Linked DNA regions of Mus musculus: regions 2, 3 and 4 are each linked to region 1. A link is a contact called in ENCODE POLR2A ChIA-PET data. All regions are on one chromosome and are shown on one strand. The core of a region is the stretch at or near the end of the contact, and the rest is flanking DNA. Distances in the headings are between cores, read along the strand shown. Region 1 holds the start of Psma5 (proteasome subunit alpha 5). Region 2 holds the start of Psrc1 (proline/serine-rich coiled-coil 1). Region 3 holds the start of Amigo1 (adhesion molecule with Ig like domain 1). Region 4 holds the start of Gnai3 (guanine nucleotide binding protein (G protein), alpha inhibiting 3).

Region 1 (2,700 bases), core at 12-2,511:
TTTGACAGGCTCAATACATACTTGCCAAGAAAAGTAATTTCTCAGTGGTAACCTGGAACTAAGAAAATGTCTGCTTTCCCTAACTTTTAAAGGAACCCAGTGGTTTGCAAAACTGCTCAAAACAGAAACTGAAAGTTACAGTATCTACAGCATTTATGACAGTATTAGTTAGCATTTTCGAGACTTGAAAGTTTTTAGGTTGTCTGCTCTTTTAATAAACACAACCACACAGCTTTGACTTTACAAAACATTTAGCTTTCAACACAACACTAAAATTAACTTGCTTTCAAACCTCCTCTCACATACACACACTTTGGTCAAATGGAATCAGTGTATTAAAACTCTTCTGAGAACCACTGTACATTCAAGTTCCCACAAAACCAGATTGTAGGCAATATATTTATCCGAGCATAGCTGAAAACTGCCTTCGCTCTTCAAAAAAGATTAAAATGTACAGCACAGGACGGATTCCTACAAACTCATCCAATAGTCTCTGGTAGCTTCTATTCAAGGAAACTCCTTTCACTTTTCTTTTTCCTAAGCAGTCAGACTTAGGTTGAAAAGACGGACGCAAGGCTGGTGTCCCCCTAATCTACTCCAGGTTAAAGGTCCCGATCCCTCTCCGCCGCCTGCCCCAAGCAGCCCCAGCCTCTCGCTTCCGCGGGGAGTCAGGATTAGCGGTGACTCAGCGGGACAAGTGCAACGGGTCCGCTGCAGTGTAGCTTGGGGAATCTCGCCGGGCGCCTCGGGAACCAGATTCCCCGGGTCCCGCCAGACTTAGGTTCTCCGGGCGCCCCATGACACTGCAGAACCCAGGCCGCGGCGCGGGCCCCAGGCCCGCCCACCCAAATTTCGACCCTGCTGCTTCCCGCCGTACGAACCTGTCGTACTCGGACCGAGTGAGGAACATGGCGAGGACAGAAGGAGGCGGCAGTGGCTACGCGGGGTTCCCAAAGGCCACACGATTGAAAGCAGCACCCTAATCAACCACACCGCCACAGCACCAAGGACCCTGCAGCCGTCTGCGCGTGCGCACGCGACCTTTTTAGCCCGCCCTCCCGTGCTTCCCTTTTATTGGCTGATTGATATTCTCGCCGCGATGATTGGACTTGACAAGCTTCTTCACCGGACCTGGGTTAACAGGGAGGCGGAACTAGAGAGCACTTCCGCTTTCCGTCACCCTTGGTTGCTACGGGCGCTGGGACTCGAGGCAACCGGTGAGAGTGAACCTCGTCGTCGAGGAGTGAGCACGCCGCGCTTTGGATGGCTGCAAGACTTGGCCTGATGACTGGGTTGTCGGAATCGTGACGTAAGTCTCGCCAGCTCGCGTAAATGCAGCCGGGGGACACCGGTCTCTTACTTCGCGCTCGCCTGCCCAGCTCTTCGCTGTCTTCCCGGCTCGGTGGCAGCCGGAACTAGGTTTGCTGAGGACTTTTTGACTTGGGTAGAGAAATGTGTGCGCCTCTACCAGCGTGCCCGGCAGTTCTGCCAGCCGGGCTTGTTGAAAAAAAAAGTTTTAAAAGTTGATAGGTTCTAATCAGCAAGAACGTTTTTCAATTTCTTGCATAGGTACGATTATTTTATCAAGTCTTTCCTGGATTCGTACACATCACCACCACCACCCTAACTATCCAAGTTTCAGACCCAGACCTGGAGTTCAGTATCGGAGCTTCAGATTAGTCACTGCTTTTAAGGACCTTAATTTGTGTATGTGCTTCTTGTTTTCTCTTCCTAAGGGTAGAAGAGCAACTTGAGCTTTTTTTTTTTTTAAGAAACATTGTAAATGAATCATTTATCAAAGAAAGTTAGGTGGTTAAGAAGTCCTGACTCGGGCTGGAGAGATGGCTCAGGGGTTAAGAGCACTGGCTGTTCTTCAGAAGGTCCTGAGTTCAAATCCCAGCAACCACATGGTGGCTCACAACCATCCTGAATGAGATCTGACTTCCTCTTCTGGTGTGTCTGAAGACAGCTACGATGTACTTACATAAAATAAATAAATAAATCTTTAAAAACAAACAAAAAAAACAAAAAAAAAAAGAAGAAGTCCTGACTCTCTAGGAATGTAACTCGGTGACAGAGTACTTTCATAGCATGCATGAACCTCTGCCCAGGCTTGGCGGGGGTGGGGTGTGAGGTGGTCAGAGTACAAAGTTTCAGGTAAGATTAATACCTAATGGAGATATATGATACACCAGGATGACTAGAGTTAATATCTTACACTTGAAATTTTTCTAAGAAGGTAGATTTTAATCACTACCAAAAAAGGCAAATGTTAGTGAAAGTTAACTTAATCGTGATATATACCTATATCAAAACATAATTCTGGTGGCTGGAGAGATAGCTTAGCACCTGATTCCCTTCTAGATGCCCACATTTGGTTCTCAGCGTCCTAGTCAGGCTGCACATAACTACCCTTTATTCTAGCTCTAGGGGATCCACTGCCTTTTTCTGCTCTCTGCTGGCCCCTATATATGTGTCACACATAACACACACACACAAACACACACACACACACACACACACATTGAAAAGTCTTTTTAAAAATACCATTCTGGGTTGGGTGTGATAGTTCCTTTAATCCCAGCACTCAGGAGGCAGGGAATCTCTAAGTTCAAGACCAGCCTGGTATACCAAGTGAGTTCCAGGCTAGCCAGGGCTATGTAGAGAGACCCTGTCTCAAAAGTAATATTTTTAAACATC
Region 2 (2,700 bases), core at 26-2,525, 130 kb before region 1:
GCTTCTCTGGGCTGAGCGGGCCCAAGCTAAACCGCACACCCTGGAGGGCGGGAGCTACTTCATTTGGGTTACTCCGATGGGCGAGGCCCCGTCGAAGTGGTTTCTCTGGACTCACTAATACTGTTATGTCTTCTTCCTCATGACTGAAAAACAAATATGGCACCATGCTGGACAACAGCTAGCAGAAGGCATTCCTGTCGGCGAGTCGGGGACAATCCCCAACCCTGACTCCATTTTGGCCATGAGAACTGCTTTTAGGTGAGGAAAACTTAGTTCTACTCCCATTTTCTGAGACAATGTCTCAACTCTATAGCACAGAATGATCTCAAATTCAAAATCCCTCCTGCCTTCTCTCTCTCTCTCTCTGTCTCTCTTTCCCTCTCTCCCTCCCCCTCTCTGCACTCTAGTCTATCCTAGGAGTGTGGGGGTGGTTTGCAGGGCATGCCTCAACATGCCCAGGGACATTCATCTTTCATTTACATTTACCCCTAAATTTCCCTACAGCTTCTCTGTTCTCACCAGCATGTGTTCTAGAGGCCCAATTCTACCAGACTACTGCCATCAGAGGGTACCATACTCTGCTAGATTACCAACCACGGTTCTAGAGGCCCATAAGTTAGCAGTAAAGGGTTACAGATGTATTGCCGGAGGAAAATAATAAATGGATAAATAGGCTGGTACCTGTCAGATGGAGACAGCCCTCCGAAGTCCAAGGTCTCGTCCACAATGAACTTGATATCTGAAGGGATGAGAAGAATAAATGCCAGCTATCAGTTCTTGACAGACAGACTCTCAGGGGCCCGTTCCTCCCTCCATGGCTTCCTTACCCTCTTTCAGATCCTCCATGCTCAGCCAGCATAAGCGAGTCGGCTTAGACCTGAAAGAAAACATGCCTACCTCAGGTGTCTATCATCCTGCCTTAGGGCCCCATCAAGACTCGGAGTGCATTAGCTGGGGTGAAGAGGCATGGTGGTGGTAAAGCAGGATCAGCACGTGTCCCTGAAACTAGTCCGTTATATTAGGGAAAGGTGCAGAAAGCTCGACACCTGATGTGCAATCCGCCAACTTGCGCCCTGGCCTCTCCTCAGTCGGTCAGTCTTCACCTCCATCCTTACTATTATCCGAAATTTCGCTCCCCCCCTACCCCACCCATTTTCCACTCCGCGGCACCACATCCCCGCCACACCTCCAGCGCACACTCGGTTTCCACTCCCCACCTCGCTTCACAGTCTACGCAGGAAGCTTTTCTTCTACAATCTCCCAGTTCCCGGGAAAGGGCTCCCGAGGGGCGGAGCTTCGTTCGAATTTCTTAGGCTCCACCCAGTCCCGCCACAAACGCACAGCGATTGGTGAGTCCAAGGGGGCAGGGCTGAGTCGGGAGCAGTCGGGATGTCAGCCGGAGAAGATTGTCCCTTGGACCAAAGGGCACTTCCCAAAAAGGGTAGGGGGCTACAGCGGAACGGCGGGAGGAGCCGTGAGTGCGCGGTGGCGTGTACCGGAGCGCCTCCTTCTAACCGCGAGTCAGACAAGGGGAGAACTGTCGAACCAATGTAGGCTTGGAGCCCCGCCTCTTCCCCCACCTCCTGGATTCCAGCATCTGAGACTGGGTTTCCTTGCTGGGTTTCTCGCGTACTTGCAGAGACCACCAAATAGACCATCTCTCCAGCACTGGAGCCACAAGATTTCTTCATTTAGCATAAGGCCACTTCTCTGAGATATCTGGCATTTTTTTCTTCCTGCTTCAACCCCAACCCCCAAACGATGAGTATGAGCAGCTATTTAAGAGTTTAAATAAATAACAAAGAAGTCATTCTTCCAGGCAAACAGTAAGTAGTAATAATAATAAAAGATGTCAGAGCTGTGCTCCCTAAGTGCAAAAGGATTACCTATTGCTAAAGATCTTGTTCGTGTGAAGAATTTATTTCTTCGCCAGGATGCTGGAGATGTGTGCACTTTAATGGTGGGCCTGTAAAAGTTCAGCAAATAGCATGGTCTGGCGCATCCTTAGAGCACAGTCACTACCACCTTCTACCCTAGGCTTGCTTCAGGTTGGAAAGAAGCCTTTGCTGTTGTGAATGTTGTTGACTGGCTATGACCAGACCACTCCTCTCCATTCACTGATACACACACACACACACACACACACACCATCTGTTTCTTTTCCCTTTGTTTTTTGCTATTTTCTGAGACAGAGACTAGTGTAGCTCATGCTGGCCTTTGAATTCACCATATAGCCAAGGATGACCTTGAAGTCCCGACCCTCCTGCCCCTACCTCCCAAGTGCTGGGACTAAAGGCCTGTGCCACTCTACTCTAGGACCATCCTCTGAGACATCTGCAAACATCTGCAAGCATCTTCAGGAGTTCTGTTGCGCCTGCTTCGGAAAGACCATCACAGCTGGGCCTGTGGACGGTTTACCTTCCGTCATAGAAGGAGGAGGTGGGACAGAAGGTCACGGGACCTTCACCTGAGTATGCAGCCGTCCCTCTCAACCAGCTGTATGCAATTCTGTCCTAACTGCAGATGGTTTGGGGGAAGGGGCTAGAGGATAGAAGTGGGAAGAGGCAAGGGGAAGTCTCCTTAGGGAAGTCACCAGAGCTGCTTCAAGGTCATCCGTGCCTACACCCCTAACCCACTGCTCTGTAAGTAAGCTTATCTTATCGAGTTCATTGGTTCCTCTGCATAAACTCTGGGTGGGGG
Region 3 (2,700 bases), core at 17-2,516, 71 kb after region 1:
TGAAGATGGTTGGAGGAGAGGTCCAAGTACCTAAGGTTGGGTACGGGGACGAAGGCCTCGGAGGAGATGAAGTTCAGGTGGTTGTGGCTCAGCAGCAGGGAGTGCAGGTTGGTCAGCCGGGTGGGGGTCCACTCGGCCCGCAGCCTGCTCAAGTTGTTGTGGCTGAGGTCCAGCAGTGCTGTGTAGCTGGGCAAAGATTGGGGCACATTGGGCAGCTGCTGCTTGGAGCAGCTGAGGATGTTGCTGGCGCACAGGCAGTTGGCGGGACAACTAACCACAGATCGGCCGGCCCTGGCTACCTCAAAGAGAAGCAGGAACACGGAGAGCAGCAGGAGCCAGAGGCCTCGCAGGTCACGCTGGGGTTGCATAGTGTCACTGGGAAGAGCGAGGAAGGCCACAGGATCTGGGAGGGAGTCACCCCGGCATGTTCTGGTGGAGTATGGAAGGGTCACTTTCACTACAGGCTTGGGAGAAAGAGGATGGGTTTGTAGTCACCAAAGACTCAAGAGGGAAAGACCACCACTCCCACTTTCCTCTCCCACCCTTTGGTGAGCAGAGAGGGTAAGCTATCCCGGGTAGTTCCCAGGCACAGTGAGGCAGGCTGTGGGCTCAAAATACTAGGACATCAGAGGCATAGGCGCAAAGGCCCAGTGGGCTGGGGTCGCCGGTCTAGAGTGAGAGTGTACACAGCGTGTCCCCTGTGGTGGCAGTGGTGGGGTGTCACCAGGGATTGCAAGCTCTGGGTTTGGAGGCGGGGTCATCAGGGCCTTTCCCGAGGAACCCAGGGAAGGTCAACAGGGTACTAGGCTGAGAAGGGCCGAAGGTTCCCGGGGCCTGTGGCGCGGGTTCCCTCCCTAGACCCTCGGGTCACTGCACCTGCTCGGCGAGGATGCGTCTCAGCCCATGGCCAGTCCAGGAGCTCCGTCGCGGCCTCCCCCGTCCGCGCCTCCCCGGCCGGCCTGTCACAGCGCCCAGCGTACGTAGGGGCCCGCGCCCGGCGACATCGCCTGCGAGGAACTTGCTGGGTTCCGCGCTGTCCACCCGCGCCGCCGCCGCGCCCGGACCGCCGCGCCCGTCCACCCGAGCCCACCTGGCACGACTGCCGCCTCCGGAGCCACGGGCCAGGCGAGAAGCAGTGCGGCGAGCGGGAGACGCCGCGATCCCAGCCGAGGGAGCAGCGTGGGGGCAGCGAGCACCGCGCGCGCGCCCGCCCGCCCGCCGCCGCCCGCCGCCGCCGCCGCCGGAGCCTCCGGGCGCGTGCGCGCGGCGGGGGCGGGGCGCACGTGCGTGTGTTTGTCTCCGGCTCCCGGCGGACGCGCGGGCTGCCGGCTGCAGTCGGGGGTCATTTCCTCTGCCATCCCGGGCTGGGCCCAGAGCTAGCGAGCGTGGCCCCTCAAAGCGCCTCTCTTCCCTAGCCTCCCTTTCTCCATTCTCTTCATGCCCCAGTAACGTTCCTCCTACCCAAACCCCCTGTCGGGAAAAGTAAGTCTAAGAGTAGTGAGTTCGCTGGAACCAGTGAACTGACTCTGGGACAAGAAGCGGCACGCGTCTTTTAATTTTCCAAATTAAAGAAATCTGGCTCGCCTCCCGCTGTCAGTGTTGGCGGGAAATTCATTAGTCACGTTTTTTTTTTTTTTTTTTTTCGTTCCTTCTGCTTTCTCTGCGCAGCTGTGAAGTCACTAAAATTTGGGAGAAGAGCTTTATTTTGCTTTTTTGTTTTTGTTTTTGTTCTTCCCTCTCTACTTTTGATGTCACTAGTCTATACTTCTTGGAGTACCATAGAAGAACACAGCTGCTTAGCCTGCAAGCTTGCTAGTCACGACTGGGCTTGGGAGGCGTGTCCTTCCACAGACAACCCACCTTGCCTCCCCACTTCCCGTCCTATCCAGCTCTCCCATTTATCTTCTTCCCGAAGCAGTACCTGCACTTCCTGGTTGTCAGATCTTGATACTTTCTCTATTAATTCTCAAAGGTGAAGACCAGTGGTGGGCGTTGAGGTGTTTTCTGTAAGATGGTTTCTGTAAGATGGCCTCCCTAAGCACAAAGAAGCTGTTAATCAAAGTATGAAAATTGATGATTGGGGGCAAGGCCCAGGAATGACCAAGACCATGTCATCCAAGAATTCATTCTTGAGATACTGGGCACAGAGGGAGAAATTAGCAAGTTTTTCTTTCCAGTCTTTTACAGTAGCAAGACCACACCTGAAATTAACCTCTCAACAAATTAGCTTGCTAAGAGTTTAAAAAAGAAAAAAGCTAGATCTCTCCCATGTTTTACTGTGAATTTAAGTGACTGTATTATCTCTTCTAGGGGTATTAGCACATTAAACTTATGCATGATCTGGAAAGATTTTTTTTTTTCCTCTTTCCTGTTTAATCCAGGCATGGTGAAAAGTCGAGAAGGGTGAGTAGTCCTTTTTGGAGGAGAAGGAAAGAGGAATCAGGAAATCAATGGCTGTGAAACACAATTTCTGTTGGCTAGAGATGCTAGGGTATTTCTCAGTTACAGGCACATGCCACGTGGAAGCTCGGTCATCAGAAAACTTGACTGGGACGGGAGGGTCAGCTTTCACAGAGGGTCACATGAGTCCCTCAGATGGTTGGCTGTTGTTGTCAAGAAACCTCAATGACTCTCCAGGTCAGGTCTCAAGACTGCTTAAGTGCCCTGATGGAACAGCTTCTGGCAGGTGAGAGATCCAAG
Region 4 (2,700 bases), core at 87-2,586, 110 kb after region 1:
TAGAAAGAGGGCGTGAAGTTGAAACTAGACAGATGTACTTACTGTGTGGACGTGGGAAAGCGACTGAATTCCTCTGAGCCCATTTTCTCATTGGCGACAATGGGGATTAATATTACCTACCTCACAGGGTTGTTGTGAGGATTAAGAGATGAGACATGGAAGTGCCTACCTGGCAAAAAGGTACTCAATAATGTTGTGTTTCCCCCTTTCCTCTTGACCCTTTCCCCCCTAGAAGTGATCAGAAAGGAAAAGCAGTTTCTTTTGGAAATGAGTGGGAGACTTTCCAGACTTGGAATTGACAAGCATTATGGGTGACGTGGACGAGGTTAATCTAATTAGATGGTTCTAATTAATTAATTTTCACTATAGACCTTTCTCTTGGGAATTTGTAGCTTAAGTTACCTCCTACTAGAGAAATGTTTTAAATTCCAGGGAAATGTTTCAATGGCTGTAAAAAAATGCCCCTTCTTAAAACGGGTGTTGAGTCATTGTGGGTCTATTTAGTAGGGACTTTAGGATATTCTTCACAGAGCCAATATTCAGGAGATAGTAGAAAGACAACTTTTACCAAACTTCCCCCTTTCTGTGGCTATCACAGAGGAACTCTTGTTAGATTAGAGATTAGCTCGTTTATTTCTGGGTATGGAACTAAGTCCTCAGGTTTACCTGGAAGAAAGGGAAGCGTGGAAATATTATAAATGAATTACACCTAGTTTCATATTCTAATACTTACTACCTATTTTTCACTCTCTATTACTTGATGCGGTCGAGTGATCCTTTGCCAACATAGGAGTGCCAGGCATATGTACAGCTCACAGAAATCCATACGTTGTAGCAGAAGGACTAATATATACTTGGCATAATGGGTGTAGCCAGAGGAATGGGTGAACATCCAGGCTGGGCAGCTCAAGGATCAGACGGAGGGAACTTTGGCTGAAGTGCCCAACACGCGGCTCTGGACAGAGACCTGGGCTCCAAATCACAGATGAAAAGGAAAAAAGGTTTTTTTGTTTGTTTGTTTTCTGGAGAGGGAGGCTTTTCCCAACAGCAATTCCCAGAGGACTGTGAGCTCTCATTTGAGAATCTGATCCTCACCGCCAAACCTCCAGAGCACACCACGTGCTGGAAGTCCCGCTTTTTCTACACTTGGAATCCAAGTCCAGGAGCCGGAGAAGTAAAAGGGTATTAAGGCTGGGAGGTGCGGAGCGAAGGCTCGCCATCACTCCACGGGGACAGTCAGGTACCAGGGAACTTCCGCTCTCCGTACCACCTCCGCCTCCCACTGGCACAGCGCTCTAAGTAGTAACGGCCGCTGGGCGTCGCCGGAAGTGTCGTAAACAGCACACATCCGGTTCTTCCGGGAGCTAGGGGAGCTGACGGAGAAGGCCACCGCCCAGCAGAAGACCCGTCTCCGCCGGTGTGTGGCGATTCCCGCGGTGTGTGTGAGTGAGCCCGGGCCCGGTCCCCTCTCCCGCCGCCGCCATGGGCTGCACGTTGAGCGCCGAGGACAAGGCGGCGGTGGAGCGGAGCAAGATGATCGACCGCAACTTGCGGGAGGACGGGGAGAAAGCGGCCAAAGAAGTGAAGCTGCTGCTGCTCGGTGAGGGGCTGGGGGCGGAGCTGGAGCGCTGGAGCCGGAGAGCCCGGCCCCGGGAGCAGCCGGAGCTGATCGGGGTCTGGCCAAGGCCGGCAGAGAGGACCCCAAAGGGACAAGGAGGGGATGCCCAGCAATGGGGCGGGTACTGGGCTTGGCGACTGAGGCCCCGGAAGGCGTGGGGATTTCAGGTTGGAGAGGGTGTAACCCGGCTGGGATGGTACTTAGTAGAGTTGGGGAGTTTGGAGCCCCGAGACTGTGCTGGGAATCCGGGCACGGCTCTTAAAGGGAGGGACCGAAATTAGGGAGGGTTCACACTGGGCTGGAACGTGTTGAGGAGGATAGTGTATGGTGTCTGGTGGGGCCTGTCTAGGGTTTGTGTGAGTTTGATACTTGATGTCAGGATAAAGCTGGAAGGATTGAATGATTAAATAGCGAAGCTAGTACAGAGAGGGTCACATAAAGAACTTGCTCGCAAGTCTTTTTGTGCTGTTAGTGAGGTGGGTTGTCCAGGAACACCCAGGAGGCGGTTGAAATAAATGACAGGTTCTTAGGTATAAAAGAAAAGACCTTGGGTGCAGAGGCCACTAATACTTTTTTCAACTTTTTTTTAAAATCTCTCTCTCTCTCTTTTTTTTTTTTAAATTCTCTTGAGCTTCCGTGATTCCTTTTTTAAATTAAAGGGCTAGGGATGGTGTGAGCTGAGGAAATTGAAAGAATGCCATTTTTGAGGTTTGGGGTAGAGGACAGTGGGACCATGTGTGTCGGGAATAGTAGAGGATAACATATGGACTGGGGCAGATTTATTGTAGAGATTGTGATCTATTTGGGAGGGGTTGATTTTTTTTTTTAATTGGGTTTTTCAAAATAAAAGTATGTATTGGCTTTCAGACTACAAACACCGTGTTGTCTTATACTCAAGTGGGCTTTTTTATCTCTAGTCAGACATGTTTCAGTCAGGATAATTTCGTTTTAAACTTTGATAGGCCCAGTAAATCATATAAACTTCTCTCGCATTAGCTTACCAGTAAATCCAGCTGTATTCATTATTTATATCTTTGAGGAATCTGTTAGATGAGAATCATTACGAATAAGTCACAGGTTCT

The links. ChIA-PET counts read pairs that join two places held with the same protein, here RNA polymerase II (POLR2A).
Region 2: POLR2A ChIA-PET joins it to region 1 with 30 read pairs in embryonic stem cell. The contact joins the promoter of Psrc1 here to the promoter of Psma5 in region 1. POLR2A ChIA-PET finds 5 or more read pairs at or near these places in 4 of 5 experiments (Patski and embryonic stem cell).
Region 3: POLR2A ChIA-PET joins it to region 1 with 12 read pairs in Patski. The contact joins the promoter of Amigo1 here to the promoter of Psma5 in region 1. POLR2A ChIA-PET finds 5 or more read pairs at or near these places in 3 of 5 experiments (Patski and embryonic stem cell).
Region 4: POLR2A ChIA-PET joins it to region 1 with 34 read pairs in Patski. The contact joins the promoter of Gnai3 here to the promoter of Psma5 in region 1. POLR2A ChIA-PET finds 5 or more read pairs at or near these places in 3 of 5 experiments (Patski and embryonic stem cell).

The regions. Positions count from the first base shown.
Region 1 is chr3:108,255,487-108,258,186 of GRCm38, reverse strand. Psma5 (proteasome subunit alpha 5) reads right to left here and starts at 1,261. Exons shown (of 9, transcript NM_011967.3): 1 at 882-1,261. The coding sequence starts at 910.
Region 2 is chr3:108,382,413-108,385,112 of GRCm38, reverse strand. It overlaps Psrc1 (proline/serine-rich coiled-coil 1), which reads right to left and starts at 1,275. Exons shown (of 8, transcript NM_019976.3): 1 at 1,187-1,275; 2 at 828-877; 3 at 682-739; 4 at 1-143. The coding sequence starts at 846. Gm12522 (predicted gene 12522) reads left to right here and starts at 1,372. Exons shown (of 3, transcript NR_040560.1): 1 at 1,372-1,826; 2 at 2,317-2,642.
Region 3 is chr3:108,184,855-108,187,554 of GRCm38, reverse strand. Amigo1 (adhesion molecule with Ig like domain 1) reads right to left here and starts at 1,266. Exons shown (of 2, transcript NM_146137.3): 1 at 877-1,266; 2 at 1-464. The coding sequence starts at 368.
Region 4 is chr3:108,144,788-108,147,487 of GRCm38, reverse strand. Gnai3 (guanine nucleotide binding protein (G protein), alpha inhibiting 3) reads left to right here and starts at 1,336. Exons shown (of 9, transcript NM_010306.3): 1 at 1,336-1,600. The coding sequence starts at 1,483.